Linked DNA regions of Homo sapiens: region 2 is linked to region 1. A link is a loop called in an ENCODE intact Hi-C map of the cell type or tissue named here. Cell type or tissue: PC-9. All regions are shown on one strand. Links, peaks and the distances in the headings refer to the core of each region. The heading gives the core; the rest is flanking DNA.

Region 1 (16,402 bases), core at 2,942-10,941:
TTGCAAAATACTCCTCTGATAGGGGATTAACAACCAGAATATATAAGGAACTCATACAACTCTATAGGAAAAAAAATCTAACAACCCAATCAAAAAATGGGCAAAACATTTGAACAGACATATCTCAAAAGAAGACATACAAATGGCAAAGAAGCATATGAAATGGTGCTCAACATTACTGATCATCAGAGAAATGCAAATCAAAACTACAATGAGATACCATCTCACCCCTGTTAAAATGGCTTATATACAAAAGACAGGCAATAACAAATGTTTGTGAGGATGTGGATAAAAGGGAACCCTTGTATTCTGTTGGTAGGAATGTAAATTAGTACAATCACTAGGGAGAATTTGGAGGTTCCTCAAAAAACTGATCATTGAGCTACCATAGGATCCAGCAATTCCACTGCTGGGTATATCCCCCAAAGAAAGGAAATCATTATATCAAAGAGATATTTCCACTCCTATGTTTGCTGCAGCACTGTTTACAATAGCTAGGATTTGGAAGCAACCTAAGTGTCCATCAACAGATGAATGGATAAAGAAAATGTGGTACTTGGCCGGGAACAGTGGCTCACACCTGTAATCCCAGCACTTTGGGAGGCTGAGGCGGGTGGATCACGAGGTCAGGAATTCGAGACCAGCCTGGTCAACATGGTGAAACCCCATCTCTACTAAAAATACAAAAATTAGTAGCCGGGCATGGTGGCTCATGCTTGTAATCCCAGCTACTCGGGAGGCTGAGACAGGAGAATCGCTTGAACCCAGGAGGGAGAGGTTGTGGTGAGCTGAGATCACACCATTGCACTGCAGCCTGGGCAACAAATGTGAAACTCTGTCTCAAAAAAAAAGAAAGAAAAAAGAAAATGTGATACTTATACACAATGAAGTACTATTCAGCCATAAAGAAGGATGATAACCAGTCATTTGCAACATGGATGGAACTGGAGATCATTATGTTAAGGAAAACAAGCCAGGCACAGAAAGACAAACATCGTATGTTCTCACTTACTTGTGGGATCTAAACATCAAAACAATTGAACTCATGGACACAGAGAGTAGAAAAATAGTTGCCAGAGGCTGGGAAAGATAGTGGGGGAATCGGGGGAGATGAGGATGGTTAATGAGTGCCAAAAAAATGGAACAAATGAATAAGACCTACTATTTGATAGGACAACAGGGTGACTATAGTCTATAATAACTTAAATGTATATTTTAAAATAACGTATGAAGTGTATCGTATTGTTTGTAACTCAAATAACAAATGCTTGAAGGGATGGATTTTTTAAAAAAGAATCTCATCCACTGGGGAAAAAATTTCACTAAATTAAGTAAGTATGAAATACATTTAAATAAGTATTTAAAGGGTGTTTTTATAAGTCTGTAGCATTTATGCTTCTGAAATTATTAAAACTTAAAACTACACTAAGACTTTTGGGACACTGTGTTTTAACTGTACAATCCCCGTCATGGATGTATGGGTACACTACATAACTACACAGTTTTGTTTTTTTTTTTTGAGATGGAGTGTTGCTCAGTTGCCCAGGCTGAAGTGCAGTGGCGCAATCTTGGCTCACTGCAACTTCTGCCTTCAGGGTTCAAGCGATTCTTGTGCCTCAGTCTCCCGAGTAGCTGGGATTACAGGTATGAGCCACCAGGCCTGGCTACTTTTTTGTATTTTTAGTAGAGATGGGTTTTCGCTATTGATATGGTTTGGCTGGGTCTCCACCCAAATCTCATCTTGAATTGTAGCTCCCATAATTCTCTCGTATAGTGGGACAGACCCAGTGGGAGATAACTGAATCATGGGGGTGGTTTCCCCCATACTGTTCTCGTGGTAGTAAATAAGTCTCACAAGAGCTGATGGTTTTATAAGAGGAAACCCCTTTCACTTGGCTGTCATTCTCTTCTCTTGTCTGCTGCCATGTGAGACGTGCCTTTCACCTTCTGCCATGATTGTGAGGCCTCCCCAGCCACATGGAACTGTGAGTCCATTACACCTCTTTCTTTTGTAAACTGCCCAGTCCCAGGTATGTCTTTATCAGCAGTGTTAAAGCAGACTAATACAGCTATGTTGGCCAGGCTGGTTTCAAACTCTTGGCCTCAAGTGATCTGCCTGCCTCAGCCTCCCAAAGTGCTGAGATTACAAATGTGAACCACTGTGCCCAGTCTACACAATTCTTTGGACTCTTTTGGACATTTGAAATTTTTCACAATAAAATATTCGAAAAAAGTCGGGTCAAGAGATATAATTTAATTATGAGAAATTAATAAAGATATATGAAAAAGGCTAAGCATAGAAGCAAAGTGATTATCAACATTATTATACCCAAGACAAATTCTTGCTACAGTTTAGTCCTCCTTTCAGGAACTTTTTTCCAAGATCTATATTTATGACCAAGAAGTGTGTCTTATATCCAGGAAGCTTTTTTTTCTTTCTTTCTTTCTTTTTTGCCGTAAAGAATGACTGCAACACTTCCTAAGATGCTTGGGCATGTTAGATAGCTACTTTGTGAACTCATTCAGCTGTTCGTCATGTATTCAGTAAGTATTTCCTATGTGCCAGGCACAGTACACAGCAGTGGAGATACGATCATAAAACACACAATCTTTAACCAACTGACTTTATAGTCTAGCTGAAGAGAGAGAGGAGGGCAGAAAAATAGAGTCTTATGACAAAGTGTAAAGTGCTATATAGCATGTTCAGCATTATAGCACTATTGTATTACAGCATATTATGGAACCACAAAAGAATAGAATGCAATCCAACCTTGCAAATACAATAATGGCCTCCCTGAATAAGTGAGAGGTGTTAGCGGTGGGGAGAAGGTATAGAAATTAACCAGGTAAAGAGGGGATTGATGAATGTCTCAATTAGAGGGAATCCCATAAGCAAAGTCTCAGAGGTGCCTGGTAATATGGTACATCTGAGAAAGAACAAGGAACTACTGGTGAAAGCAAGTAGATGTCTGGAATAGGATGCTGATGCCCTGGTAAGAGAAGAAATTTAAGACATTCACAAAAGTAATCCATTCCCAGCTGAAAGTGGAAAAAAAAGCCAACGTATTTATTTGATTATTTCAGTTAAAAATAAAGGTTTTTTAAATTTTATTTGGCTTCACTTTATGAATGCTTTGAAACAAAATTTTAAAGTTTGAATTATCCAAATTCAGTATAATTGCTTTAACTTGCTATTGCATTCCGCAAATGGGAAAATAGGGTGAATGATGAAAAACACTAAATACACACGGATGACATGGATACACAATGAGTGAGGTACATAAGGAAACTTTTTACCAGTGATCCTCAAACTTCAGTGAGCACAAGTGGACTACTTTAAAAGCCATTTTCTATCTTTCATCCTTGAGACTCTGACTTAAAAGATCTGTGGTGGAGTCCAGGAATCTGAATTTTTAACAAGACCACAAATGATTCTTTTAACTATTTGCAATAGAAATTTTAAACCTAAACTAAATTAGAGAGAATACTATAACATCACCCGCATACTCCTCACTCACCTTCCATAAATAAACATATGGCCAGTCTTGTTTCATCTACATTGCCACTCATTTACCCTTCATCCTAATTTCTTTTTAAAATAATCCCAAATATCTTGACATTTTATCCACTAACACTTCAGTTTGTATCTCTAAAAAGAATGAATATTTTTAGCATTATCACAATACAATAATCACACCTAAAGACCCAAGGTGATCCTAATGTAACTGGTCCAGTCTCAGAAAAACTGGACTTGAGAAAGAGGGTAACAAGTCAGTGTCTAAGTGGACTACTTGGGAAGACATAACTTAATTTAGTTCATCATAGATTCAAACTCTTTGTTCAAGAACAAGCAAGCTATTCAGTTATGTTTCTGAAACTGTTACCTTAAATATTCAAAAAATGTATTTATGGAAAGCATAAAATTAACATACTGAATTGAATTAAAAAAAACTTTTTCAGGGTTATTGATCAAAATTTTTAAGGAAAAAGAAGTTGTTTTGTTAAATACATTTTTACACCTTATCAAACCTCAAAGAGGAAAGAACAAATTGCTCAATTTGCTTTTCCTCCAGAGTTACTTGGATTTCACAGAGTTTAAAAATATTTTTCTCAATGAACCTCAGAAAAGTTTCTCAGAGTAATGAAGAACACAAAATGTGCCCTGATAACTTCCTCACAATTTAATTAACTCCAAATGCTAAAGAATCTTGCTATTTATAATCATATCTATAGAATACAATTTGAATATCAAGGTTAGAGAAATCTGATTCCTTCAGTCATACTTCAGCTCCTTTCTTTTACCTGCTTTATCATCCCCAATCAGAACCAATATTTATAAAGTTCAAGTCAGTATTTCCTTGACATTTTTATCTCCTTTCATCTGTTGCTTTAAAAACAAAAGGGAACAAAACTTAATACAGAAAAATAAAAGAAAGGAGAAGCAGCTGCAATGCTGAGCAGAAGAGGCAGGAACCAGAACTGGAGCAGTAGCTGGGTCGGCACCATGGCTGGGATCGCCACCATGGAGGAAGTGAAGTGCAAGATCCAGGTTCTGCAGCAGCAGGCAGATGATGCAGAGGAGAGAGCTGAGCGCCTCCAGTGAGAAGTTGAGGAAGAAAAGTGGGCCGGGAACAAGGAGGCTGAGGTGGCCTCCTTGAATCGTAGGATCCAGCAGGTTTGAAGAGGAGCTGGACCATGCTCAGGAGCGCCTGACCACTGCCCTGCAAAAGCTGGAAGAAGAGGAGAAAGCTGCTGATGAGAGTGAAAGAGATATGAAGGTTATTGAAAACCAGGCCTTGCCGAGGCCCGGGAATGGCGTGACCCCCGGGAGGCGGAGCTTGCAGTGAGCCGAGATCGTGCCACTGCACTCCAGCCTGGGCAACAAAGTGAGACTCCGTCTCAAAACAAACAAATAAAACCAGGCCTTAAAAGATGAAGAAAAGGGCCCAGCGCAGTGGTTCAAACCTGTAATCCCAGCACTTTGGGAGGCCAAGCCAGGCGAATCACGAGGTCAAGAGTTTGAGACTATCCTGGCCAACACGGTGAATCCCTGTCTCTACTAAAAATACAAAAAATTAGCTGGGCGTGATGGCACACGCCTGTAGTTCCAGCTACTCGGGAGGCTGAGGCAGGAGAATCGCTTGAACCCAGGAGGCGGAGGTTGCAGTGAGCTGAGATCGCGCCACCGCACTCCAGCCTGGCGAGACAGTGAGACTCTGTCTTAAACAAACAAACAAAAAGATGGAACTCCAGGAAATCCAACTCAAAGAAGCTAAGCATATTGCAGAAGAGGCAGATAGGAAATATGAAGAGGTGCCTCGTAAGTTGGTGATCATTGAAGGAGACTTGGAATGCACAGAGGAACGAGCTGAGCTGGCAGAGTCCCGCTGCCAAGAGACAGATGAGCAGATCAGACTGATGGACCAGAACCTGAAGTGTCTAAGTGATGCTGAAGAAAAATACTCTCAAAAAGAAGACATATATGAGGAAGAGATCAAGATTCTCACTGACAAACTCAAGGAGGCAGAGACCCGTGCTGAGTTTACTGAGAGATTGGTAGCCAAGCTGGAAAAGACAACTGATGACTTGGAATATAAACTGAAATGCAACAAAGAGGAGAACCTCTGTACACAAAGGATGCTGTACCAGACTCTGCTTGACCTGAATGAGATGTAGAACACCCCAGTCCTACCCTGCTGCTGCTCCTCCCTTTGTCCCTGACTCCACCTGAGGCCGGCCTGCCTGAAGCTGATCTTTAACTGAGGGCTGATCTTTAATTTGGGGGCTGCTTTCTACTTTCGCAGCCCCCTCCTTCCCTGTTTCTTTTTTGCCAAACTGTCTCTGCCTCTTCCTGGAGATTCCAGCTGGGCTAAAGGCTGAGCACCTTTGGAAACAACATTTAAGGGAATGTGAGCACAATGCATAGTGTCTTTAAAAGCATGTTATGATGTGCAAGTGTCTTTAAAAGCATGTTACGATGCGCACATTTTGTAATTACCTTTTTTGTTGTTTTGTAGCAACCATTTGCAAAACATTCCAAATAATTCCACAGCTCTGAAGCAGCAATCTAATCCCTTTCTCACTTTCGGAAGGTGACTTTTCAGCTAAATGCATATTGCCCTCTCCATAGAGGAGAGGAAAAAGTATAGGCCTGCCTTACTGAGAGCCAAACAGAGCCCAGGAAAAGACTCCACTATGAGAAACCTCGTTGCTCTGTACAAAATACCAGCCAAACCAGAAAGGTGATTCCAGGAGGAGTTAGCCAAACAACAACAAAAAAAAAACAAAAAAGATATTTTAAAGCTGAAAACCTGGCTGGGTGCCGTGGCTCACGCCTGTATTCCCACCAGTTTGGGAGGCCAAGGCAGGTGGATCACGAGGTCAGGAGTTTGAGACCAGCCGGACCAACGTGGTAAAACCTCGTCTCTACTAAAAATACAAAAATTAGCCAGGCGTGGTGGCGTGTGCCTGTAATCCCAGCTACTCAGGAGGCTGAGGCAGGAGAATCACTTGAACCCAGGAGGCGGAAGTTTCAGTGAGCCTAGATCATGTACTGTACTCCAGCCTGGGCGACAGAGTGAGACTCTGTCTCAAAAAAAACAAAGAAAGATATCTTTGGACAACGTTATTTCAAATTTTTTTCATTAGAAGTGACCAAATTAAGATGGTAAGACCTCTGAGACCAAATTTTTGTCCTCCCAACTGCTTACAGAATGGATCACGTGCCCCTTAGGTTGAGGTGACTACTTAATTGCTTTCCTACCTTCTTGAAAGAAAGAAAGATTATGTTTTCGCCACTGATTTAGCCATGTGAAACTCATCTCATTAGCCTTTTCTGGGTTTGAAGTTGCTATCTCTAAAAGTGCCATCTCATTGTGCTTTGTATCAGTCAGTGCTGGAGAAACCTTGAATACCTTATATACAAAATTTTTTTAAATTTTGTATTATTTTGAAACTTTGCTTCCTTGGGTTTGTGGCACCCTGGCCACCCCCATCTGGCTGTGACAGCCTCTGCAGTCCGTGGGCTGGCAGTTTGCTGATCTTTTAAAGTTTCTTTCCCTACCCAGTCCCCATTTTCTGGTAAGGTTTCTATGAGGTCTGTTAGGTGTACATCCTGCAGCTTATTGGCTTGAAATGTACTCTCCTTTGATGTGGTCTCTTTGGGGCCGATTGGGAGAAAGAGAAATCAATAGTGCAACTGTTTTGATACTGAATATTGATAACTGTCTTTCTGATATAAAAAACCAGTCCCTCCAAAACAACACCTGAGTTTATAGCTGAATATCAGAAGCAATATTAAGTTTTCTTTCTTAACCACGCAGATCAGAAAATCTTTTGCAACATTAACATTTTAAAATATCAGGCTGAGCACAGAGGCTCTTGCCTGTAATCCCAGCACTTTGGGAGGCCAAGATGAGAGCATCACTTAAGCCCAGGAGCTCAAGACCAGCCTGGGCAACATAGGGAGACCCCATTTCTACAAAAAATAAAAAATTAGCTAGGTGTGGTGGCATGCAACTATGGTCCTAGCTACTTAGCACGCTGAGATGGGAGGATCGCTTGAGACAAGGAAATTGAGGCTACAGTGAGCCATAATGATGCCACTGCACTCCAGCCTTGGCAACAGAGTGTGACTCTACTCATCTCAAAAAACAAAACAAAACAAAAAAAACTTACATTTCACTGTCAATCCCTAAAATCACATTTGTGTAACACTGGTGTAAATTATATATTTGCGTTTTTCAGCTATATTCCATTTTTTAAAGTACAGTGATGATCTGTGATAGCTTACAAGCTATTTCTTATTTATCAACAGTATGAAACCATGAATCCATATCAAAACTATGACATAAAATCCTACATATGTGATTATTAACCTTAGAATGCCTAAGATGAAACTGTTCCTTGATACTGTCATTAAAAGAAGCATTTAATAAAGTACTAAACATCACATGTTTAAGGTATTTAATTTCTTTTTTAAACTCTTTACCCTTTGCTGAGGTTTTTTATTTGACATGTGTCCAAGGTAAAAAGACAAATCTACTCTTTTGCTCTTTGATAAGGTGTCAGAGCTTACTTAAAGGTTTAGGAATAGAGTTGTTGAACTAATTTTTTTGTACTGCAAGTTATATATGAGAATTGGTAGCAGTCTGTTGAAAGAAGTTTACCTGTGGTTAATAGCACTTATCTCACTTCTATCTATCATGCCATCAATTTCTTTATTACAAGAGTTTACCTTTGGGCAGCTCATACACCAGCTGTCAATCTGTCCTCACCCCGAGACTTTGCAGTAAACCAAGCTCAGGTGTGTTGAGGTTTCACCATGCTAGTTGTTTTCCTTCTTTCTCCAACTAGAACAGGTGTAGTCAAAATGCAAGCCTCTGGCACTCCAGATGTGCCCCATCACAAGACAGAGCCAGAACTTCTTCATTCCTGCCTCCTAGATCACAACTTCGTATCTGGAGATTTTCTAGATGTTGCTTCTTGTCTTAATTTTACCTTTCCTGCCCCTTCACTGAAGCATTTTAAGTGGTAGCTTTAAAAAGACTAAAAAACTCCAATGTCCATCAATAAAGGACTGGTCCAATAAAGTATACTCCACGAAACGAATTACTATACCTTGTAAAAAATGAGAAAGGAAAAAATGAAAATGCTCTCTAAGTAGTAATATGGAAAGATTTCCAAGATACAATAAGTTAAAAAAGTAAGATGCAGAATAGTATTACCTTTTGTATTTTAAAAAAAATCATAATTGCTTCTATATTCATAAAGAAACTTGCCAGGAGCAGTGGCTCATGCCTGTAATCCCAGCACTTTGGGAGGCCGAGGCGGACAGATCACGAGGTTAGCAGATCGAGACCATCCTGGCTAACACGGTGAAATCCCGTCTCTACTAAAAATACAAAAAATTAGACAGTTGTGGTGGCGGGCGCCTATAGTCCCAGCTACTCGAGAGGTTGTGGCAGGAGAATCGCTTGAACCCGAGAGGCGGAGCTTGCAGTGAGCCGAGATCGCGCCACTGCACTCCAGCCTGAGCGACAGAGCAAGACTCAGTCTTGAAAAAAAAAAAGAAACTCTGAAAAGATAGAATACAAACTAAGAATACTGATTATTGGGGTTGGGGTGTTTAGGAACTAAGCATGATGAAAGGAGTGGAAAGGAGAATTTTCATGACATGCCTTCTTATTCTTTTTATTTTTGAACTATATTGCCTATTCAAAATATTCAATTTAAAAAGAAAGAGATAATAGCTTCATTCAGTGCAAGGAGGCTAAAAGAAAGAAGAACTACACTAAGTAAGAAAGTCTCATTCTTACTCAGGCTATTGGCACTATAGTTTGGGGGAAAGAATAAATTATCAGGAAACTGAAAAATAAAATTTAGAAAATCACCAGTAAAAGCAGCTAGGACTGGTTCTGGTTGAAGGACAGGCTAAAAGACAAAAACATTAGCTACCAATCTTATGGCTTTGCTGATTCATCTGTGTTTTAACAGTGAGCAAAAAGTATTTTGAAGACAAATAACATTACAGCAGGATCAAATGCTCTCTCCTTAAGCATTTTCTTCAGTTTTCTAAAAGATATCCCATGTGCTGCTTCTCTCACATCCCAGATTACAAAGGCAGCATGGTGAAGAGGCAAGCACTGGAGCCCTGGTGCAATGCTGACTAGCCTCAGTTCCAGCTTTAACACTTAGGTGCTGTATGGCCTGTACACATTATTTAACCACATCGTGCTTTGTTTCTTCACCTGTACAGTGGCGATAAGAAGAGTATCTACCTCATAAAGTCACTGTGAGGATTAATCAAGTTAATACACCAAAACATGTAGAACAGCGCCTGGCTCACAGTAAGAACTCTGTAAATGTTTGCTCTTTTACTTGCTCTTCAACTGTTTTGCTGTTTGTCTTTCTTTAAAAGTGCAGCCTCCAAGGCCTAAAACTTACCCTTTCCACTTCCCATTAACCCTTGTTCTTTTTTTTTCTCCATTTTCCTTCTACTTTTCTTTTTTAAAGAGGGATACAATCGGTCACTAAAATACTCCCACAGCATTTTTGAGACAAGATCATCTCAAAGAAAAATATTCATAAAGGAAATAGAAAGTGTGGTGTTTGCCAGAAAAATTCAGAATTTAAAGCATTGGCATAAAGATAATTCCTTACATTTCTATATCACTCTATATAGTGATATAGGTTATCTCATTTGATCCTTACAACAACCTTTTGAGACCATTAGGGCAGTAAAAGAATACAAGGCAAATGAGATTAAAAGGGTTGCCTGAGGCTAAATTGGTGACAATATCTGACCAGCTCAGTTCGACAACAATTTATTGAACACCTGCCACAGCTTGGCCACTTGTGCTGACCTCCAAATTCTAAATGCTCTCTGCTACAAAGAGTCTACATGGTATAAAACACCTCTCAAGAGCTTCACTCAACTTGATAATCATGCTACCTAAAAGCCACTATAGGCCGGGCACAGTGGCTCATGCCTGTAATCCCAGCATTTTGGGAGGCCGAGGCAGGCAGATCATGAGGTCAGGAGTTTGAGACAGCCTGACTAATACAAGTAAAACCCCGTCTCTACTAAAAATACAAAATTTAGCCGGGTGTGGTGGCACAGGCCTGTAATCCCAGCTACTCAGGAGGCTGAGACAGGAGAATTGCTAGAACCAGGGAGGAGGAGGTTGCAGTGAGCCGAGATAGTGCCACTGCACTCCAGCCTGGGTGACAGGGTGAGACTCCGTCTCAAAAAACAAGAAAAGAAAAGAGAAGAGAAGAGAAAAGAAAAGAAAAGAAAAGAAAAAAAAGAGAAAAAGCTGCTATAGTATCAGATAGCAGAAAGGAACAGGGATTCCCTGGCAAAAGTATATTGGGCTGCATGATCTTGGGCAAATTACTTAACTACTCTATGCCAGTTTTCTCTTCTTTTTTGTTAAATTCTTTTTCTTTTATAGAGATAGGATCTCCTATGTTGCCCAGGCTGTTTTCAAACTCCTGGGCTCAAGTGATCCCTCTGCCTCAGCCTCCCAAAATGCTGGGATTACAAGCATGAGCCACCTCAACCACCAGCTAAGCCAGTTTTCTCATACCTAAATATATGTATTATACTTACCACCAGGTGGTTGTAAGGGTTAAATGAGAGAATGAATATAAAATCTGTTGTAAACTGTAACATCCCATCGGGTATTAGTTTTTTTGGTGTTAATCTGATTTAGCAGTGGAATGCAAGATGGAACCTAGGCGGGGGGCGGAGGGAAAAAAAGTCTGATAGAAAAACATCTTTAGGTACTCAGCCCTTAAAAGACCTCCCAGGGAGAGTAGCAACATTACAAAAACTCACACTGTTTCCCCTGTGGAGGGTACCCACTGAGCTAACAGAGGTAGGCCTCATGGGTCAGCCCCATTCTACCAAATGTATTCTTTCCCATTTGCTCCAGCTGGTGGTAACAGGTACAGAGGGAGCAAACCAGACAGCTGGTGCCACATGAAACAGAAAGATCTGTGCTTCGCCGTAAGGAAAAAAAAAAACTGTGGGAAACAGTGCAAGAACAAAAATAAGCAGGCAAGTGTTTGGGGCATTTCAGCTGGTAAGTGAGAGAGAGAAGCAGCCCCAAGACAGATGCAGTCCACGCCCTCCATCTGTAACCAGAGAGTGGCTCACATGTCAGAAAAAAGTTTGTCCTCCCTTAGGGGAATCTTGAAGGCTGTCAATGTTCTAACCATGAGGAATCACAAAATCTATACGGAACATTCCAACATGTGCAGGCCTGATAGGTCTCAGAGCAATGTTCTATGGGAGTCTGAGTTTTGCAGGCTTCTCACTTGGTGGACTGGGAATGTCAGTGAGAGGCGTGCTTTACAAGGGAGGGGAAGTGGTGTCTGAATCTGCTCAGAGACAGGCCCACTACTTAATTTAAGAAGGCAGTAGAAGGCCGGGCGCAGTGGCTCACGCCTGTAACCCTAGCACTTTGGGAGGCCAAGGAGGGCGGATCACCTGAGGTCAGGAGTTCAAAACCAGCCTAGCCAACATGGTGAAACCCCGCCTCTACTAAAAATACACAAAAATTAGCTGGGTATGGTGGTGGGCGCCTGTAATCCCATCTACTCGGCAGCTGAGGCAGGAGAATCGCTTGAACCCAGAAGGTGGAGGTTGCAGTGAGCTGAGGTCGCGCCACTGCACTCCAGCCCAGGCGACAGAGTGAGACTCCATCTCAAAAAAAAAAAAAAAAAGGGCAGTAGAACAGGGTGGTTAAGTAAGCCAACTGTCAGTCAAACAACCTGAGTTCAAATCCCAAATCCACTACTTACTTACTTAACCTATGTGATTTAGGGTTGCTTAATTTTGCTAAATTGCTTAACTTTAGTAGCAACATTTCCTAACTTTGGTAGCAAAGTTGCTTAACCTGACTAAGCTTCATTTTTTGATCTGTAAAATAGGGGCGAATAGTAGAAGAATGTTGTAATGAATAAGATGCTTGTAAAACAATTAGGAAGTGCCTGGTACAAAGTGAGCAGCCAATAAATGCTGGCTATTTCAGTATTGTTTCAAAAGGCAAGTTTATTAGGTTACCTAGTTCCTAAGGCCTAGAGAACAGGAAGTTAAAAGTGAAAGAAAGTGAAAATGTTTCTGTAGCATCAAACAGTAGCACATTCACTGGCAAGTGAGATAAGTTTCAAATGAAACCTTATGAACTATTTTAGATAAGTTAAACATACACGTAGAAAGACAATGACTAAATACTCAGTCACTAAATACTAGAATCAGAGCTCTATTTGGATTCCAGCTCCATCTATTAATAGCTCTGTGCCCTTGGCTTTATGCCTCTGTTCCACATTTGTAAAATGAGGATGATAATAGTATATACCTCATAATGTTGGAGTAAGGATAAAAATAAATGAGGCAATGCCTGTCTCAGTACAGGCCTTAGTACAGTCACTACCAATGAAAAGTACTTAATAATTAGTAGGTACTGTTTCCTTTATTACAAAAAAAAAATCAGAGGGCTATTTGTTAACCAAATTGAAAGCCTAACTCTCTGAACAGAGAAAGTAAAATATAGTGTTTTTTGAGAATCAGTTCTTGCTCTTACCAGAAGTAACTTTTCTATTTGAAGAAAATGTGTCAGTCTTTCCTAGGAAGAACTAATTTACCCAGGGTATCATAACACTTTTAGATTGGTCCACCCTACAATCTTGCTCTTACTATTGTGCTCTAACTAAACTAAGCAGAAAATTTATCTGAGGTAATTGAAAAATCTGAATTGTCTGACAGCTATGATTAATATTCTGCCCATATTTATAATTAAGTCATAGCCATAAAATAAGGCAAATGTCTCAAAAAATTCTAGCAAAAATTAAACTACATTTGCTTAAAGATTTATCAGTCTTACAATTCATTCCACATATTTAAAAAGTTTGCCAGTTCAGTAAAATTTAGTAGTAACAAAATAAAATGTATATTAAGTACATCAGAAATTAAAAATACACCCACTCACTTATTCATTCAAAAAACATTTCTGAATGCCTACTATGTGCCAAACACTGCCCTATGTTTTAAATCAAATATACTGTATTTGTTGCCTTTTACAAACTTCTTTCATTTATCATTTTCCATATTTCATTCAAACTTTCACATAACCTGATAACACTGCAAACTGATTAAAAGAGTTAACTATAAAAGCCCTGTCACTTTAAGAATTTGTAATTTTTTCCATTAACATTCCTCTCTGGTTTTATGTACTTGGTCTGTGCTGTGGGATGTAGCATAAATTATCTGCCTTCAGCAAAACGAGCAGCTGAAATGTGAGGCTGCCTGACAGTGCTTGTTAAGCCATTAGCTATTGTGAGCACACACTACTAGGGATGTCTGGCTCTCATGAGAAGTGTTTAAGTGGTTCAAAATATAGGAGTTTGGTCATGCAGTACAAAAAAAACAAGCCCAGTATTTTAGCACCATGCTTAGGGGTTAATTAATAAAAAGGATGAAAACAATCCTGGGATGTTTATTTTTAAAGAAAAGTATTACAAGTGAACACTTTGTGATTTACTGAAAGCCAGTAACAGGATAGGATGAAACAATATTTTTAGCAAAATCCTTCTACCACAGTCCAAGAAAATAAGTGTATTTCTTTTTTTCTTTTTTTTTTCTGGAGACGGAATCTCACTCTCTCGCCCAGGCTGGAGTGCAATGGCATGATTTTGGCTTACTGCAACCTCCGCCTCCCGGGTTCAAGCAAGTCTCTGCCTCAGCCTCCAGAGTAGCTGGGATTACAGGCACCTGCCAGCACACCCAGCTAATTTTTGTATTTTTAGTAGAGTCGGGGTTTCACCATTTTGGCCAGGCTGGTCTTGAACTCCTGACCTCATGATCCACCCGTCTCGGCCTCCCAAAGTGCTGGGATTACATGGGTGAGCCACCGCGCCCAGCCAAAAATAAGTGTATTTCTAAAACACAAAAGTGGTTGTTTGTTTAACTAAAAATTATTTTTAAAATATTACCTCTTTGGCCGGGTTTGGTGGCTCACGCCTGTAATCCCAGCATTTTGGGAGGCCGAGGGAGGTGGATCACAAGGTCAGGAGTTCAAGACCAGCCTGGCCAAGATGATGAAACCCCATCTCTACTAAAAATACAAAAATTAGCCAGATGTGGTGTCAGGCGCCTGTAATCTTAGCTACTCGGGAAGCTGAGGCAGGAGAATCTCTTGAACATGGGAGGCAGAGGTTGCAGTGATCCGAGATGGCACCACTGCACTCTAGCCTAGGCGACAGAGCAAGACTCCGTCTCAAAAATAAAAATAAAATAAAAATAAAAAAATATATATATCCTCTTTTATTCTCCCCACATCCATTTGCTTGCACTATCTGCAATAACCTGCTATACCCCTCCACTGCTCCCTTATCTCTATACCAGGCCTTATGGAAATCCTTTTCAGTTTTGTACAGCCCAACTCAGAAGCACCCCCTCTTCCATATGCCTCCTTACCCTCATCTGCCACCCCAGAGTGTTTTCACATGGCCCTGGCTGAAAGAGATCTCAGCACCCAGAGAAATCTGGGCACTAATTCATTGTCCTTCTTACCTCTTCTGTACCTTCTCTTAGGCCATCTTGTTTTATACTTACTGGTGTCTATATCTATCTCGTCAACTCGACTTTGAGTTTATTCATTTTGCATTTCACACAATGCCTAGTTCAAATTCTGTTAAGCGTCAGGTGAATAAGCCTGCTTAATACATTCATACTTTATGTACCTCAATTTCCTCATCTAGCAAGTGAGCCTAATAATATCTGCCCTGCCTAAGTAGAGTTTGTTATGCCATCAAATCAGATAACATATGTAAAAGCGTTTTTGAAAACTACTGCACATTTGTCTTAGTCCATTCAGTCTATTATTTTTAAAAATACCTTAGACTGGGTAATATACAAAGAAATTTATTTCTCATAGTTCTAGAAGCTGGGAAGTCCAAGATCAAAATGCCGACAGATTCAGTGTCTGGTGATGGCTTTTTGCTTCACAGATGTGTCTTCTTGCTAAGTCCTCACATAGTGGAAGAGCAAAAAGGCTCCCTCAAGCCTCTTTTATAAAAGCACCAATCCTATTCATGAGGGCAGAGTCCTCATGACCTAATCACCTCCCCAAAGCCCCACTATTTAATATTATTGCATTGGAGATTAGGTTTCAACATACGAATTTGGTGAGGGAACAAAAACATTCAGACCATAGCACATTCTTTGGCAAGCAATTTGGCAATGTTTATCAAAAGCCTTAAATCTTTTTCTTTTTTCTTTTTTTCTAAGAGACATGGTCAGCCGGACACAGTGGCTCACGCCTATAATCCTAGCACTTTGGGAGGCCGAGGCAGGTGGATCTCCTGAGGTCAGGAGTTTGAGACCAGCCTGACCAACATGGCAAAACCCTGTCTCTACTAAAAATACAAAAATCACCCAGGCGTGGTGGTGCATGCCTGTAATCCCAGCTACTCAGGAGGCTGAGACAGGAGAACTGCTTGAACCCAGGAGGCCGAGGTTGCAGTGAACTGAGATCGTGCCACTGCACTCCAGGCTGGCAACAGAGCAAGACTCTGTCTCAAAAAAAAAAAAAAAAAAAAAGACAGGGTCTCACTCTATCACCCAGGCTGGAGTACAGTGGTATGATAATAGCTCACTGCAGCTTCAAACTCCCGGGTTCAAGCAATCCTCCCACCTCAGCCTCCTGAGTAGCTAGGCGTATAAGCATGCACCATCATGCCTGGCTTTTTTTTAATTTTTTTGTAGAGATGGGGTCTCACTATGTTTCCCAGGCTGGTCTTGAACTCCTGGGCTCAAGTGATCCTCCTGCCTAGGCCTCCCAAAGTGCTGGGATTAAAGGCATGAGCCACACTGCACCTGGTCTTATTTTTTCTT
Region 2 (16,402 bases), core at 4,629-12,628, 87 kb after region 1:
CTAGTCTTTTAAAAAATATATTTTGGCAGTGAAAAGGGTTATAGGGCTCCTTTTAGGAAGGGTGCTTTGCGAACCCTGGGATGGCAGCTTTTGGCATCTGCTTTTACCAGAAAATATTACAGGCTTAAGGGAACGTGGGCGGGGGGTGCAGAGAGGGAGCAGCGCTGCCCCCATATCTCTGAGGCTTTGTCAGGGGCTGCGTGGGTGAGAGCTTTCTGCTGCCTCAGCCGCCTTAATTCAAATACCATCTGGAAGAAAACCCTTTTCTTTGACCACTCAACACTGAAATCTTCCCCAAATCTATTACTTTAACTTATGAGATATTTTAATAAGGATTTCTTTTTAATATCTAGGAAACTGGGGGGTGAAGTCAATACTTTTTTCTTTGAAAGCCAAAATGAATGTCTTGACTGGTAAGATGCGGGAAATCACATTAGAATCTCATTTTAAAATCTTAGCCCTGGGGGAAGGAGGAAGCCTCCAAACCACCCCTCCCTCAGCTAAAGAGTAGATTTCAGAAACGTGTTCAAATAGTGATATCCCTGAAGGATCTTCATCCTTAGGTGAATCTCTCCCCTAGCTGTTCCTTATTTTTCCAGGTAATTTTACACGTGTCTCTAAGCTGATTACTTAAAAGAAGACTCCTGTATCTGCTTAGCGTGACGAAGAGGTGGAAGCTCTAGTCTTCACAAAGCCTGGTTTTGCAGCCTCTGCATTTCTGAGGTGCGCCATATTTTGGCGCAGAGGTTGAGGTGCGGAGAGGAAATCTATTTCTCCCATAGCCCAAACCCTTTAAAAAGGATATATATATCAGCAGCCTTAGGACAGATATGGGGAAAGCACCTCTGGGTGTGAGAGAAACACTGAGCTCTCCACAGCAGCCTGGCTTGGCATCCTCCGAGCCTTTTCCTTAAACCATGAGGAGTTTCTCTAAAAGCAGCTCGTTGGGACCCAGCAGGTACCCAGAAATGGCTCCAGTGCCTGCTTCTAAGGATAATCTGAGGGAGCTTCACAGGGGGAAGATAAAGGCCATGATGATGGATATTTTGGATTGCAAACAAAATGGCGACATTTTCCACTTCTGTCTCTGAAAGATACAATCCAGGGAGAATAGGGATTTATTTCTCACATCCGATGCTCCTGATCCCCAGACGAAAGCAGTTCCTCGCTTCTAGCTCTGAAGGGGGTGATGATGGGGATGCAGGTCTGAGGTCTGCATTTTCTGAATTTGATTCCTTTCTCGAGGAATCCTTAAATCTGAAGATGAAAATATTTCCCTTTACTGTGCCTTCTTTTGCCTCTTCTAGCCAGTCAGTAAGCAGCCCTATCTTAAATCCAGGAGTGGAAATGTAATATTTAGCTCCTACAACATCAAATGAAAAATTTATAAAATTGCAGTTTTATTACAAAGATACCGATCTCCTTGCTCTCTCCCCCTCCCCCTGGGGCCATAAAAAGAAAGCTGGGTGGGGGAAGGAGAGGAAATAAATTCAGAGAATGCCAAATACTACATTCAGCAGGAAGCTAATGCTGGGATTCCGGCAGTCCAGGGAAGGGCTGGCTCAGGGTGACTCTCCCCAGTTCAGTCCTCCGTTTGCTGGAGACCTGGGTGAGCCTCAGTCCCTTTCAAACTGTTTCGCTCCGCGTGCAGATTTTTGGAGCAATTCTTTCCTCCTGACGCGATAACAGACCGCGAAGCATCCCCGGAGGAGACCAGGAGTCCGATTGCTCCCGGAAAGTGCTCGGCATCCTCTGCGCGGCTGGCTAATACCGAGGTTTAGGCGTTAGTTGGTCCGCTTTGACCCGAGGAAGAGCATGGAGCAGAAGACCGCCCTGCGTTATCCCCCGGCTGGGCCGCGGGGCACCTGTGCGCTCCCGCTGCGCCTTGGGCCGGGATGTCTTTGTTTCTTCCGTGCACAGCACTCGGCAGCCCCTGCGCCCTCAGCCTGCCTCCGCAGCAGCTGGGAACCGGGCAGCCCAGCTGGCCCGCCGCACGGCGTTACCAGAGCTGCCGCAGCCGCCTGGAGCCCCAGCCGCCATCCTGAGAATTCGCCGAGCTTCCAGGCGAATAGCCTGGCCAGGCCCCATGCTGGAGCCAGAGGGCTGCTGCGTCCGGCCTGCTCTGCCGGCTCGCCTCGGCCTGAATTCCACGCAGACCCACGTCTTCGGCCAAAGAACCCCTTCTTAACACGGATATTATTCAGAATAAAAACTTTATTTCTTTTTGTTTCTCAGAATGTGAGCAGCAAGGAATGAAGAACTCTCAAAACAAATCTAGTATTTTTCGCGTTTACAGATTTTTTTTTTCAGTTTTGCCGGATGTTACAAACCTAAATCACTGTTTTCAAAAGCTGGATCTTCTCTGGTTTTATTGTATCGTTACCGTTTAAAGGAATTATATTTCTCTTTCAAATAAAAAAAATTCTAAGTACGCCAATACACAATTGAACAAAAGGCCCAAGAACCCTTCTGAACCATCAGGGTACAGAATTCTTTAATATAAATACGAACGGATGGGGATAAATAATATTTAAAACTTAGATTATTCAATGCTTGCAAAAAAATATAAATAAATCTGACTGTTCACCAGCATACACACACGGAAAGACGTACACTTAGTCATCCTTGCACAGAGAGCCCCTGTTTCAAAGCGCCTTTGATTTTTTTTCTCACTCTTTACAAGAAGTGCAATTAAAAAAAAAATTTAAAATTAAAAAAAGTAATCGCTTCCCCTCGGGAGCCATAATGTAAGAACAAATTCACATTGAAAACTCGACTAGAAAATTTGTTCATATACCCTGTTTCTGATCAAAGAGTGGAGAAGGTAAAGGGTGCAGGGCCAGTGGCCTATCGAGGAGCAGGAAGAGATAAATATCGCTATGATACAGCCATTCCAGCAACCAAGATTGCTACGTCACATAAACTATAAAAACGCCTTACCAACGAGGGGGGAAACCGGGAAACGGAGTGCGGGGCGGAGAAGAGAGAAAAGGAAGGAAGGAAAGGGCAGGAAGAACCTAAAAAAAAAAAAAAAAAAAAGCAACCAAAGAAAAAAGGTGGGTGGGGGGAGACTCTCCTGGCGCGTAGCCCCAAGCCCACTATCACAGGTGGGTGAGCTTGGGTGCTTCCTGAATTCTTCCCTGAGAAGGATGGTGGCCGGTAAGGTCCGTGTAGGTGGGGTGCGGCTCCCCAGGCCCCGGCCCGTGGTGGTGGCCGCTGCCCAGCGGCCCGGCACCCCCATAGTCCATGGCGCCCGAGGCAGCGTGGGGGAGGTGAGTTAGACCAAAGAGGGCTGGCCCGGAGTTGCTCATGGGCTCCACATAGCTGCCCCCCACGAAGACGGGGCTTCCCTGTATGTGTGGGGTCCCATAGCTGCCGTTGCCCTGCAGGCCATGAGCGTGCGGGTCATAGTCGGGGGTGCCCCCTGCGCCCGCCCCTGCCGCCGTGTAGCGCTTCTGTGGGGGTGGCGGGGGTGCGCAGCTGGGCAGGGACGCAGGGTAGGAGGCGGGGGGCAGCCCGTAGGTACCCTGGGGGGGCTTGGAGAAGGGCGGGGGCGACTGGGGCTCATACGGGACGCTGTTGACCAGCGAATGCATAGAGTTCAGATAGCCACCGGCTCCGGGGGGCACGGGGCTGCGACTTGGAGACTGGCCCCCCGATGACGTTAGCATGCCCTTGCCCTTCTGATCCTTTTTGTACTTCATGCGGCGATTCTGGAACCAGATCTTGATCTGGCGCTCAGTGAGGTTCAGCAGATTGGCCATCTCCACCCGGCGCGGCCGGCACAGGTAGCGGTTGAAGTGGAACTCTTTCTCCAGCTCCACCAGCTGCGCGCTCGTGTAGGCCGTGCGCGCGCGCTTGGACGAAGCCTGCCCCGGCGGGCTCTTGTCGCCAGCGCAGCTTTCGCCTGCGAGGACAGAGAGAGGAAGAGCGGCGTCAGGGGCTGCCGCGGCCCCGCCCAGCCCCTGACCCAGCCCGGCCCCTCCTTCCACCAGGCCCCAAAGGTTCCTGCATCCGTCAGGTCCCAGAGAGAAGTAGGAACTAGGTGCTATCCTCTCTCCTGGTGGGTAAAACAGTGATACTCCCTCATTTAGCCAAGGAGCAAATCACAGCCTTCTCGGGGGAAAGGACAGAGAAGTAGAACCCCCGGTTTGCCTTCCTGGTCTGGATTTTCTGTTTAGAGCTATTAACTTTCTGACTCATTTACTGGTCCCTTTGGCCTATCGGACAACAGCCTCCCTGTGGGCCGGTCTCAGCATCTCCATTCTCTTCACAGTAACTGAAATGTGGGAAACCTAATGTACACACTCATTTCCCTCCCACACTGTCTGACAATAATTAGGCAGTAGCTTCAACTGGCCACTTTTTTCTCTCTACCCAGAGGAGATGGGCAGACTGGAAACCTCAAACTGGAAGGCCTTCTCTGCCCAAAGAAGAGATCCCATTGAAGGTATTTCTGGTGGGGAGGCCTAGGCCCTTCATGCTAGGTCCTATTCTTTAGGGTTCCCTATGTCATCAAGCAGCCAGCCCCAGCTTTTGTCCACTAATCTTGTACCCTTCTGTCTTCCCTGGCCCCCCAGATCCTAGCTCTGGAAGTCCCAGATGCTCAGGCTCAGAGCAGGGCACTGGCAACTGGAGAAGGCAGGGGCAAAGGTAACCAAAATGCTAGGAAGCCTAAAGCCTGGGGCCTTTCCTCTACTGGAGCCCGCTTTCAGGAGGCCCATGTGGTTCCCATTAGGATGATAAGTCTGCATCCCCCTCCCCCAGGAGATCTTTGGCTGCTTTCATTGTACTAAGTCTGAGTAGGGTCTTCCCAGAGGTAAGGCAGCCACTCCATCTGCTGGAGCAAAAATTGGCTCTGATTATAGGCAAAGCATTGATTCTGTCTTGGAGGGTGATTAGGCCTGTTTTTATTCTGCCACATTTCAGTAAGGGGAGGATGTCACTGTTTCATTAGAAGAGCTGTGCTAAAAAGATAGACAGTGGAGCTCAGGTTGTTTCTGCACAGAGGTCCTAACTCCAAGAGTGGAGCAAGAAGAGATTCCAACTGCACTAGACCCTACTTGCCCTTGGAGAAGTCCAGAGGGACTCCCAGCAGGTCTCTGGTGTTTTCCAGCCTACAGAGGCCTATCACCTCCCTAAGTTGCAAAGACTATGAAAACCTTTTTGGTGGGCAGTGGTGTGGGAGCAGTGAATTCCAGACATGCTCCATCGCTCCTAGGCTGTGCTGGATGTCGTGGGCAGTAGCTTGGGGACCAGGAGCCAGGCCAGAGGACCCTCTTCCAGAAGGCACTCCTTTACCTGAGCTGGAGCTGCTGGTTTTCTGCTTTGTGTTTTGTCGAGACTCTTTCATCCAGGGGAAGATTTGTTTGGCCACTGTGGGTGAGTTGAGCAGGGGGCTCTTGGCCGCGTTGGCAGGGGTAGGGTTGTTGCTGGCATTCTGAGGAGGGGAGGCAGAAGAGGGAGGCGGGGGCGCGGCAGGGGTAGGTGCAGGGGGCTGAGGTGCGGGCTGAGGCGGCTGTGGGGCAGGGGGCGCGGCCTGGGGCGGCGGCGGGTGCAGGGGCGGCTCTCCCAGGCTTGGAGGCTGGCTAGGTGGGGCGCTCAGGGTGCGCAGGCACGCCTCACTCAGTTCGTGTGCCTTGGGGTGGCCCCCGGCGCTGGAGGGAGACTGGAGGGAGCAGGCGGGTCGGTGGTACTCGCCGTCGGCGCCCAAAGCGGCGGACGCCGGGTACGGCTGCTGATTGGCATTATAAGCGAACCCGTTGGCTGCCTGGTAGGGGTAGCCACCGTAGATCGCCGAGCTGTCGTAGTAGGTCGCTTTTTGCATCGCGTTGTTTCACGATCTTGATCGCACACTCTGACAGGGGTTTGACACCCGTGAGGGCGCACATTGGCACGCCCCCGCGGTCACGTGACACTCCGCCGCCAATGGCCGCCCCGCGCAGACCTGGTGGGGCGAGAAGCGCAGCGCGGTGAGGGCTCCGCGCAAATCCATCTTACTCTCAATAGCTAAGTGACATGAAAGCCATAAAAGAAAAAGTGGTCAGCAATATTTAGCAGCACGACTTGGCCCCGGGCGCAGGGAGCCGTGCTATAAAAAACCGCTGGAATTTACTGGCAGCTACAAATATTTGCTTAACTTGCGTCTGGAGTTGGGGGATTTTCCGGGGAGAAGGAGAATGAGTGAGGGCTGCAAGCTGATTCTCAGGAGCCGGGATCCAAAAGGAGAAAGGCTTGATAGGCTAGAAAGGAAAAAGGCTGGGATCTTTCTTTTCCAGGGAAGAAGAAACTTGGGGTGTCGCTTAGTTTCTGCTCCTTGGCCTCCTCCAGAGGGCCCAAGACTCCTCCACTCTGGGAATGTTGGGAAGGGAACGAGGAGGCAAAGGGGAGCTTGGGTCGCCAATGTTTTCTCCGCTTTAGGACTGATGTTTGCCAAAAGAGCCCTGAGATGGGGTAACTTCCCACCCAGCTCCTTCTTGGACCTTCCTGCTCCCAAGAGAGGTTTGCACAAAAAATTTCAGGCAATTTGCCCCATCCAACCATGCTGGATTTCAGAAGCTGAGCTTGTTAGGAAGTTAATCCACCTTGTTGGGGATATGACTCACCTCCTCCAAATGAACCCCTTGTGGCCAAGCCAAGGGGGGAGGGAAAACTTTGTGTGGAACACATTGCGTGTGTGTGTGTGTGTGTGTGTGTGTGTTTAGGGTGAGGGACCAACAGTAACACCCCACCCAGCAAGTCACAACTAAAATCCTGGAGAGTTCTTTACTCCTTTCCTCTCCCTGTTTCTCAGGCACTTCCCAGCAAGCCACCCCCACTTCTTTACTTCTTTCCCCCAGTTACAGAAGGTTCCCAGAACCTCCTGTCTTGGACTTTCTAAGGTGCTGTTATTCGGGGCAACTATCAAATTCTACCTGTTAAAACATGATGGATTAGAGGGGGAAAAAAAACCCCTCCAGGAACCTGAAAAACCAGCGTTCATCTCCATGACCACAGTTTGAACTCTCCTTCCAACTTAACGATAATAGGTTCTGTCTTAGAAACTGCTATGTAATTTGATGTATGGGGGTCATTTGGCTCCCGACGAGGGATGGAAGCACAAGCCATAAAATCCTGCCAGAGTTTCCTGATCTTTGTGTGCTGTTGTTGTTGTTGATATTTTGTTACTTGGCCTATTTACCTGCTTCAGAAATACCAAGTAAAGGATAACCCTGAAAATCTAAAAAGCAGTTGAAAACCTCCTCAACCCTCTTTCATTTAGAAAGCAGTTTGCAAAAGTTAAATCTGTTTTCTTTTTGTTTTCAACCACTGCATGGTCAACCTCTAGTTCTCAGCACAGAAAAGTTCCATGTGAGTTTCAAATATTCACCCACACACACACTCAGAATCTTAGTCCCTCTGACCACTCAAGAAAATTATAACAAATTCAAAAGAAAATGGTTAACATGCAATCCAACTATGTATATTGAGTCCCAGAGTTATTCAAGTTTTCCAGGAATATTAGATGCTTTGTTAACTAGAAAAAAAAAGATAATGTATTGCATCTACCAGTAGATGATTATAATTCCATTGTTGATAATGGACTCCTTTAGATTTCATTATTAAGCCAACAATCTTACCAACATCTGCAAAACAGGCACAATTAATTTTCCAGAACCTCGATTAAAAATTACAGCATCGCTTATCCAGAGTTATTGTCAGTGATCATGAGCCCTGGAGCATTGTTTCTCTTTTGGAAATAGGAAGCTACACATACCATGGTTGAAAGTAAATAAAGGATAAAGTAAAACTTAAAACTGAATAGCAATTTAGTGTATCCGTTTCCTTTTCTTTTACTGAAAACAGTTCCTATTACATTTGGCAGTGTCAATGTCTGCCATTACAAATTTTTTAGATACCAGGCTTGTGTAAAATAAAATGTCAGGTTAAGAAAATTAGACACTCGAACAGCAAGATATTAGATAAAACAAAATTAAGCTGATTTTGCACATGCAATATTTCTAGTGACTTGCTAATCCATTATCACGTTATACCAGCCTGCTACTTAGTTAAGCCTTTTTATCAAGTTGTGCATTGTCTTACAAAATAACAAAAATATCTTTGAAAATCAAAGAGCATACAACAGCCCTCGTAAACTTAAAATATAAATTCGATTCTGGGATCCCACCAAAATCCTTCCTATTGTTCGAGGTCAGCAGACCACCACCTTGGAGCTCATACATCCCCCCACCCCAACCCAGCCCCCAAAGTTTGCAACCTAGTAAAGAAGTTGGAGATTTGCCAGCCAGGAAACTTTGCTCTGTACCGCCAAGCAAGGGCTGGGGATGAGGGGAGATTCCTCCACAAAGATCTGTTTCTGGACAATAATCCCCAGGTGCAAGAGCCGAAAGAGAGTTGAAGAGGCTAAATTGAGTGCAAGAAGCAAGCCCTATTGTCTCTCTGGAAGATGTGCCCAAATTCAACCTCCGTCCTTCAGACATCGCTCCCTCTTCCCATTCCCTCCTCTTTCTTAGCCTTCCCTCACCCCAAATCTGAGCGGGTTCGTCGGATAGGAGCCCCGAGTCCCCTGCCCACCTCTCCTTCCCTCTGCAACCCAGAAAAGTTAAGGCTGGGCTAGGGGAGAGGCAAGAGGTGGGGGCGGGGATGGGAAAGCGGCCTGAACTCGAAGTGTAAGGGTATCAGTCACTGCCGGGAAGGAAGCTCCGGCTTGTGAACTCTTCTTGAACCGAGATTTAAGTCTGCAGCCATAAATCACCGAGACGTAAACTCCGCCATTCAGCGCCGGGAGCGGCCGGTTGCGGCCCTGCTTACCTTAACTTCTGACGAGCGCAGGCTCGGGCTCAGGCTCCGACACGGGCTCTGGCCCCCGGCCTGGCTTGGCGGCCCGGCCGGGTCCCCTCGGCGCGGGATGGGCACGGACCCTCAGCATCAGCCGAGATGGCAGGCGGGCTGGAGACCCCGAGGCCCGGTCACCGCCGCGCAGAGCGTGGCCGCCTCGCTGCTCCAGCACGGCTCGCCCAGGGCCGACTGGGGCGGCTTGGACCCCCCTCCCACCCACCCCACCCACCCACCCCTCCCCCACACCCCCGCCCCCTGCCCTTCCCGAGGGCAGCAGCCGCGGCCCGGAGATAAGCGCTAGTGCGGCGCCGGGCTCTGCCTGGGCTAGTGGCACCGACTTGGGTATGTTTCTTATGAATATTACACGCGGAGCAGCGTCTGGTCCGGGGGTGCGGTGGGGGGTGTTGGGGCGGGCGGGAGGGGAGACCAAGGCGGCTGGGGAAGCGCGGGCTGGTGTGGGGGATGGGGCTGAGGCGAGGGGAGGGACCGGAGGGAGAAGGGGAGCTCGGCGGTGGCGGGAGGAGGGCAGCCTCCCCCCACCCCCCAACGCCCTCCCTCTCCTGCTCCCAGGCGTCACGAAAGTCCAGGAAAATTATGCTAATGAGGACAAACGGCTCTCACAAAGGGGCTCTCTTGCTGGGCTCTATTTCTTAGGAATTCGTTTGAGAAACTTCGTATTCCTCTGCCCTGGACACTTCCAATTGTGGGGTGAGGGGAAAGAGAACCAAGAAAAGTGAGTTTCCCAGACTTTGCCCAGTTTACTTCACCTGCAACTCCCAAACAGATCTTTGGGTGGGGGTGTGGGGAGCTGGGATAAGGCTTTTCTCTAGAGACCCTCAAGAGCCAACTGGGCTCTCTTTGGTTAAATTTTCAGGCAGAAACTGCTGACATCCTAGCAGCCAGGAGAAAAATGTCCTGGGAGAGACAGGTACTTGTTCCAGCAGTGAAATGGGATGCTCTGGGCTCAGGTACAAACAAGGGTGTTTAGAAACGCGGATCTCCAGGGCTCATGTGCCCATTTCAGAGTGCAGACACGCAGCTCACCCACAGGGAAGACAGAGAAAGCTCTGACCCCAAGAGAAACCGACATCATACACACACACACACACACACACACGCAGGGCAGAGGAATATGTGGTTTCTCAAACGGATTCCTAAAACATACATATATATATAATATATATTATATATATAATATATATTATATATATAATATATATTATATATATGTATATACATATTTTCCTCATTAGTGGGATGGAGTAACGCTGAGCTGGGCAAAAGAAAGGTCCGAATTTGCCTGGTAATATTGCCACAACTTGAAAGTGGATGATTTTCCTCCTAAAGCCTCCTTTGCTCCCAGCTTCAGAAGCAAACTCTGCAAGGGTACGAGTGTGGCAAAAAGAGAAATGGAGATTTCTCTCTTTTGCTGCAATCCCAAGGCGTCAACGGCGGGTCCTTCTCAAAGGAAGGTGTTAAAAATATAAGTAGTATGTTTAAACTGTCAAGGAGCCAAAGTGTCACCTTAGAGCAAAAACAAAGCCAGGGGAAAAGGGAGAAATCAAAAAGCACTCCGGGCCAGGGTGGCCTCATGCATACCAATGGTTTTTGTCATTTATGGCTGGGCAAGATTTATGACTCGGCGCCCCAAAGCTGTAAACAGAGCACAAAACAGCAAACACTTGCTCCTTATGGCATATTGCAGAGCAACTTGAAAGGGGGAGCTGGCCGCGTAGGAGGTGAGAGCCAGCCGCAAAAATCCGTTCGGCGGCATTTTCTCTTCAAACCCGCCCGGTCGGATGTGGCATTTGAAGAAAGAAGGCGTGGGTCAATAATCAACCCGCACTTTCTCCTCCAAACTGCTGACGCGACTCTCACCGCCTTCTCAGCTAAGCCAGCTGCCGGGAAGGCCAGCTCTCCGTAAGAACCTGCCAGGGGAAGGGATTCTCTGGGCCAAGGGGACCGAGGGCTCCCGAGCAAGGGCTGGGGCGCCCTGAAAGCATACCTTTCCACTGGCGCCAAGACCCTGCCGGGCAAAACGCGGGGACCAGACCTGAGGAGCCGTGGGAGCCCAGGGAGATCTGGGGCGGGAGCTTCGTTCCGGCCAGGGCCTCTATCCGCCCCGATACGTGGCTCCTGGGCCGCGGGCCTCAGCGGGCAGAAGTGGGGCTCCGACCTCAAGATGAAGGTCCAGCGTCCTGGCATGCAGATGGTCGGTGCCCCAGCCTCAAGCCGCTCTGCTTAAATCCAAAGGACTGGCTTTGGAGCAAGCGTAGGCGAGATTATTTTAAAATAATAATTTATGCTGGCGGAAGGTTTTTATTTGTTGGTTTGCTATTGGTGTTTTGTTTTTTAAGCGAAAATGCCGATTGTTGATTTCCACCTCCAGAAATTACCAGCCGCCGCCGCTGCGCCCTTTCTAGACAAATCCCACAGCAGTTCACCCGGCTCCCCCAAAACCGCAGAGCTTTTCTTTACTGAGAGGACCCCTTGGTTCCACCAATTCCCCCAAATCCCCGTGGCTCCCGATCTCTCATCCAGGGGGACTAGAAGAAAAGATTTTCTCAGCACTAGAAGAATACTTGGAGCAGCAAAGGTGCCCGTGGTGTCTTTCTACCATTCAAGGGGTGTCCTCCTGAAGGCGTCTGAGAGGGCCTCTGGCGGTTCCAAGGCTGTGCAGCCGGGGAGGAAGGTGAGGAATATCGTGGGTAAGAAGAGGCACCAAAATCACAGAATAGAGAGGAAAATTATTGAGGAAATGTACTTGCCTGTGAGGGTGAAGCTGGCATTTCGAGGTAGAAGGGGACTAGCCTTTTTTGATATCTAATAGTTTAGCATTATACGTAATGGACTCACTTTAGCACTTTCATGGGAGGAAAAACCAATCTGAGCTCTATAAATGTGGCTCTTGGCTTCTCACTGTGCATGCTTTTATGTAGAACCAGAGTCCATCCTTAGATATTTATTCAGCTTGCTGGCACTGAAGCAACAATAAAAAGATGCCTCTAACAAACCTCTATTCCCTCTCTCATTCTTTCTAGCAAAACTATATTATTTATGAGTCTTTAACTGGGTCAAAAATGCGCCAGAACTAGGTCATAAATCATATGAAATGCTGACAAGTAATTGAACAGCAATTAAAGCTTACATTTTATTTCCAAGGGGTGTTTTAGAGCACTTGAAAGGGCCTCAGTTAAACACTTGGTTACTGCCGAGGCCGGCACTGGGGAGGGCAGAAGGGCCCTTTCGTTCTGGGGTAGTAAATCCCACTCAAGTAGGGGATGCCTGATTTGATTTTTTTTTCACGTACAGAAAGAAATAATCTATATTTTAAGAAGTGAAAGGGGCACATCCGACCTCTGACTCCTTATAAGCATCCCTTTCCCTACTGCAAGGAGCATAATAGAGTTTCCTGCACCTTTCCAGGGAGTTCCCACCCTTCCCAGGAGTGTGGGGTCCCCAAAGCCCAATTAGCTGGGGCTTTCCCAATAATCTGGAAACATGCAGTTTAACTTTCATCTGCCTCCACCCTGGCTACAGCTCTGTTTTGGAGGCTCTGAAGCTGGAGAGATGTCTGCCTCTGCTTCCTGAGGACTCTTGTCTCTGGACTTCCCTCCAACCCAGGGCCCACTGGCCAGTTCTGGAACTCTCCAAGCCAGCTGGGGGTACACAAGGAATGCCCAGACCAGGCGCACTGATGAAGTCCAAACCTAATCCTGGCTCCCTCCTTCCTCTGTCTCCCGAATGTTAGAATAAGGAGCCCCTGGGCATCCAGCATGCTCACCCCACCCCAAGGCTCTCCTAGGTCTGAGCTGTCTTTCTTCAACCCTCTGGGGCAGAGGGTGCTCAGGGAAACAATGGCGGGCCCTCCGGTTCAGATCCTTGGGTCTGGCTTCTTGGGTCCGGCTTGTGGGGAAGCATGCTCTGCAATCTGGCACTAAACAAAGTGCCTGGAAGCATCATCAATAAAATGGCAGCGCATCTGCACATTTCCCTCATCGATTTCCCTCTTCCAGCTGCTCCGGCTGCTCAGGTCAGCCCCTAATCCTCCATCCCCTGCCTGAAAACACCGCCATCCTGGGAGAGATTCCCCTTCTCACCCACCCATCCCCCACCCCTCCCAGGCAATCTAGCCCTGCAAGCCGGTCCACCTCTGCCTGCACCTGGCTTCTGGACCCTCTTTCCGCCTGGGGATCAGCTCCTGAGACTCCAGCCCTGCCCTGCTGCAGTGGACAAAGCCACCCTTGCACTGGGGGCCACTGGGCCCACCTAGGAGCCCCCCTAGTGCCCCCTCCTTTACACCCCCAACACTTTCCAGGGAATTAAATTCAGAGTCTGAGGCGCTACTGGGAATCTTTCAAATGGTTTCGGTTCTAAAAGAGAAACAAAGGAAGAGAGAGGCTGAGGGTCCTGTCCATGAGCCAGGGTCTCCTCGCCTGACCTTTGTCTCTCACAGCCATAACTCACTCTAGATATGAACAATCGGCGGAAATACCTTAAAATAAATTCCATCCTCCTGGTATAGCCTCGACTTCCATCGGCTAGCTCGCCCAGAACCGCTCCATGAGTGCTGAAAACTGCAATCGGCTCAGAGAGCGCTCTCCGGAGAAGGGGAAGGAGAAGGAGGAGGTGGGTGCGTGGGGGTTGGGGGAAAGCTCTGGCTCTGTAGAGAATCTAGAAAACGTAATCACAGGCGAAGCCTGTCTGGGTCTCCGCTCCAAATGCCACAATAATGCGCTGTATTATGTGCTCACGTGGTCATACGTCAACTTAAATCCTTTTATTTGAAATAGGGAACCACTGAAGGAACTAGGTTTCCAAACAGAATATTTAGCTTTGGGGGAGGGTAGGTGGGGAACCTTGACCAGCAGTTTTGAGTTTAAGAGTTCTGTCTAAGCAATAGGATGCTTGGAGCCATCCTCCCATGAATGCCATATAAGACATACAAGCTTATCTCCACTTATATTTCTTTACACACCCTCCAAACACAAGGGTTACAGCAATGCTATTCACATTTTTAGAATCCATTTAACTTTCCTTACAGCCTCCCACCCACGGACAAGCTGGATCCTGCACACCCATGCACCCCAGTCTCCTCTGGCCCACAGGCCAGTATATCAAAAGGCAAGGGGCAGGCCCAGAAATAACTGGCCTGGACAGCGGACTTCCTCACAGCCTGCCATTGTATGGAGTTTGCTAACACCCACACCATACACTACAGACGCAAGAAACACCAAAAAGGCACATAATTACCTGACAAAAGGTTAAAGCATCTCCTCCAAGTCCAGTTGGTTTTGTTCAGTGGGAGCCCACTAGGAAAGATGTGCTTGGCTATAGAGTGGTGGGTCCGGGTTTTGCAAAATCTAGAGAAACCTAGTGCCCTGACTAAACTTGCACTTAAGCATTTCCTCAGTGCACAACTGAGTGATACATGGAATTATAAGTTTCTAAACATAAAAAATATCAGAGGAAATGATCTAATTGCTCTGCAAGAGACCCCCCCCCCCAAAAAAAATAAGAAAAAAAAGAAAAAGAATCAACCTTCACTGGAGTGCCTTAAGTTAACAAGGCAATCTGGGACCCTCTCCACAGGCAGGTCTGTCCACCCACTTTTCCAAGACAATTCTGTGTCCACCAGCAAATTCTCTCCCCACCCCCACACAAGTTCCTATAGAGATATCAACTCAAAGATGAGAAAGAGCCCCCTTCAGAACTCTCAAAATAATCTTGAGCAGAAAACCAGTAGAGAACCAACTGTGCTCAGGAAGAACCTAACTGAAACAAATAAGCTGCTCCCACCCTTGGTTCCACCCCTACTCCTGCCTTCTGCCTGATGACATTGCCCACTAATTTCAACATTGTACCGTTTCATGAGCTGTCTAAAAATCTTCTCTTTTCTGGTCTTAGTTTCTGAACTTCTGAGAGTGCTCTGAGGCTAGTGAGATCCTCAGGCCATATTCTTTTTTTCCTGGAGAATGGGTCTTCAGCTGGCTATGCCTGAGTGTGAGGACTCACTTATAGCAGCTGCAGGAGGCTGTGCATGATTCCTCCCCTTCACTCCTCCCCTGCAGAGGAACAGAAGGGGTCTGATGAAAATGTAAGGCCTTTCATAAGAGAACTTGTTCATGGGTTGTCCAAATCAGAAAGGCAATAAAAGAAGAGACCTAATCCCCTGGAAGCAAGTCCTGGCCTAAGCTGGTGACAATATTTCAGTAAGGTTCAATCTGTGGTGTAGCTGGAAGAGAACCTCCATGTGAACTTTTCCAGCTCCTATCTAAGTTACAAGCTGGAAAGTAAGAACTCCAAGTGAAAACCTGCCTCTCTCAGGTTTGGGGGATAGAGGACAGGAGTAGAAGCTGGTTTCCAAAAAGCGTTCTCCTGACCCCCAAGAACTCACTCCTCTCATTCTTACTGCTGCCTGCCTCATACCCCTCACCAATCATTCACACTGAGCTCTCCAGATACCCTAGAAAGGGACCTGGAGGTATTGCTGGCAAATTCCTCCCTACCCCCAAGTTTCTGAAGAGGCATCAACTCAAAGATGAGAAGGGGCCCCCTTCAAAGCTCTTGGAACAGTCGAGCAAATGAAAACTCTTAAAGCCATAAATTGTCCGGGTGCGGTGGCTCATGCCTGTAATCCCAGCACTTTGGGAGGCCGAGGTGGGTGGATCATGAGGTCAGCAGTTCGAGACCAGCCTGAACAACATGGTGCAACCCCGTCTGTACTAAAAATACAAAAATTAGCCAGGCATGGTGGTGCATGCCTGTAATCCCAGCTAGTCGGGAGGCTGAGGTGGGAAAATCACTTGAAACCAGAAGGCAGAGGTTGCAGTGAGCTGAGATCGTACCACTGCACTCCAGCCTGGGACAGAGCGCGACTCTGTCAAAAAAAAAAAAAAAAAAAAGCCATAAATCAATGAAATAAGTCATTGGTACTGCTTCAGAGAAATGCCTTAACGCCAGCAAAGCTCAGAGGCATCTCAGCTCCAGCCTGGGGCCTCCAAACGGCTGCTAACATCCAGTTAATGCTCCAACTGCTGTTTAACAATTAACATTAATGACTTGGGGTGGGATGGGTGATTTGGTGGGATGAGAAGGGAAAAATCTGAAAAGTCAAAAGACATTTAACTTTTGAGGTTAAAAAACAGCTTCTCTATGAGAGATCTTGGCCTGGGCAGCCTATCTGGGGAACCAGCAGCTGACAGTCCTCCTTTGCCACTCTGCAATCCAGTTTCCTGGAGCAAAGCTACGGGCCTTTTAAAAACCCAGCTGCCAGTCCCTCTTCACTCACTTCACCGGCCTCCAACTTGGCCTGCGCTGGGACTGATACTGTGGTCCTGGTCACCAGAGCCAAAATAGGGGGAAAGCTGGCTTGGAAAAAGCAGGCAACCAAGGGTACACACCGTTAGCCAATATTTGCAAGGCTGTTGGCAGATTAGATATATCTGTACTCAAACACTGCAATCTGATTTCTCTGTCAAAAGTACACTTAACATTTTTGTCCCATTACTTAAATCTAGTGGATTTTCTACTCAGCATCAGGTAAGGCTCTCTTAGCCCACTG

What was found. A loop is a pair of places that touch in the nucleus more often than their neighbours do. Peaks named below come from ENCODE experiments on the same cell type or tissue, not always from the same donor. Only the 100,000 strongest peaks of a DNase experiment are listed, where the experiment ranks them.
Region 2: it touches region 1 in a loop (2.9-fold over the local background); 3 of 110 quality-filtered maps call a loop at or near these places.

The regions. Positions count from the first base shown.
Region 1 is chr7:27,019,234-27,035,635 of GRCh38, forward strand. It overlaps the pseudogene TPM3P4. Among named protein-coding and RNA genes, the nearest start is that of HOXA1, 69 kb to the right of the region's middle. RefSeq lists an enhancer at 11,055-11,760. In PC-9, for the core only: no CTCF peak of the experiment used is centred there; a DNase peak (open chromatin) is centred at 6,228.
Region 2 is chr7:27,104,814-27,121,215 of GRCh38, forward strand. It overlaps HOXA3 (homeobox A3), which reads right to left. Exons shown (of 6, transcript NM_153631.3): 5 at 5,302-5,947; 6 at 2,197-3,907. The coding sequence starts at 5,827. The coding sequence ends at 3,102. Among named protein-coding and RNA genes, the nearest start is that of HOXA-AS2, 8.9 kb to the right of the region's middle. RefSeq lists enhancers at 6,457-6,751, 8,299-8,800 and a silencer at 10,703-10,918. In PC-9, for the core only: a CTCF peak has its summit at 9,560; DNase peaks (open chromatin) are centred at 6,608, 6,968, 8,718, 10,498 and 2 weaker places; H3K4me3 peaks cover 6,450 bases; H3K27ac peaks cover 6,588 bases.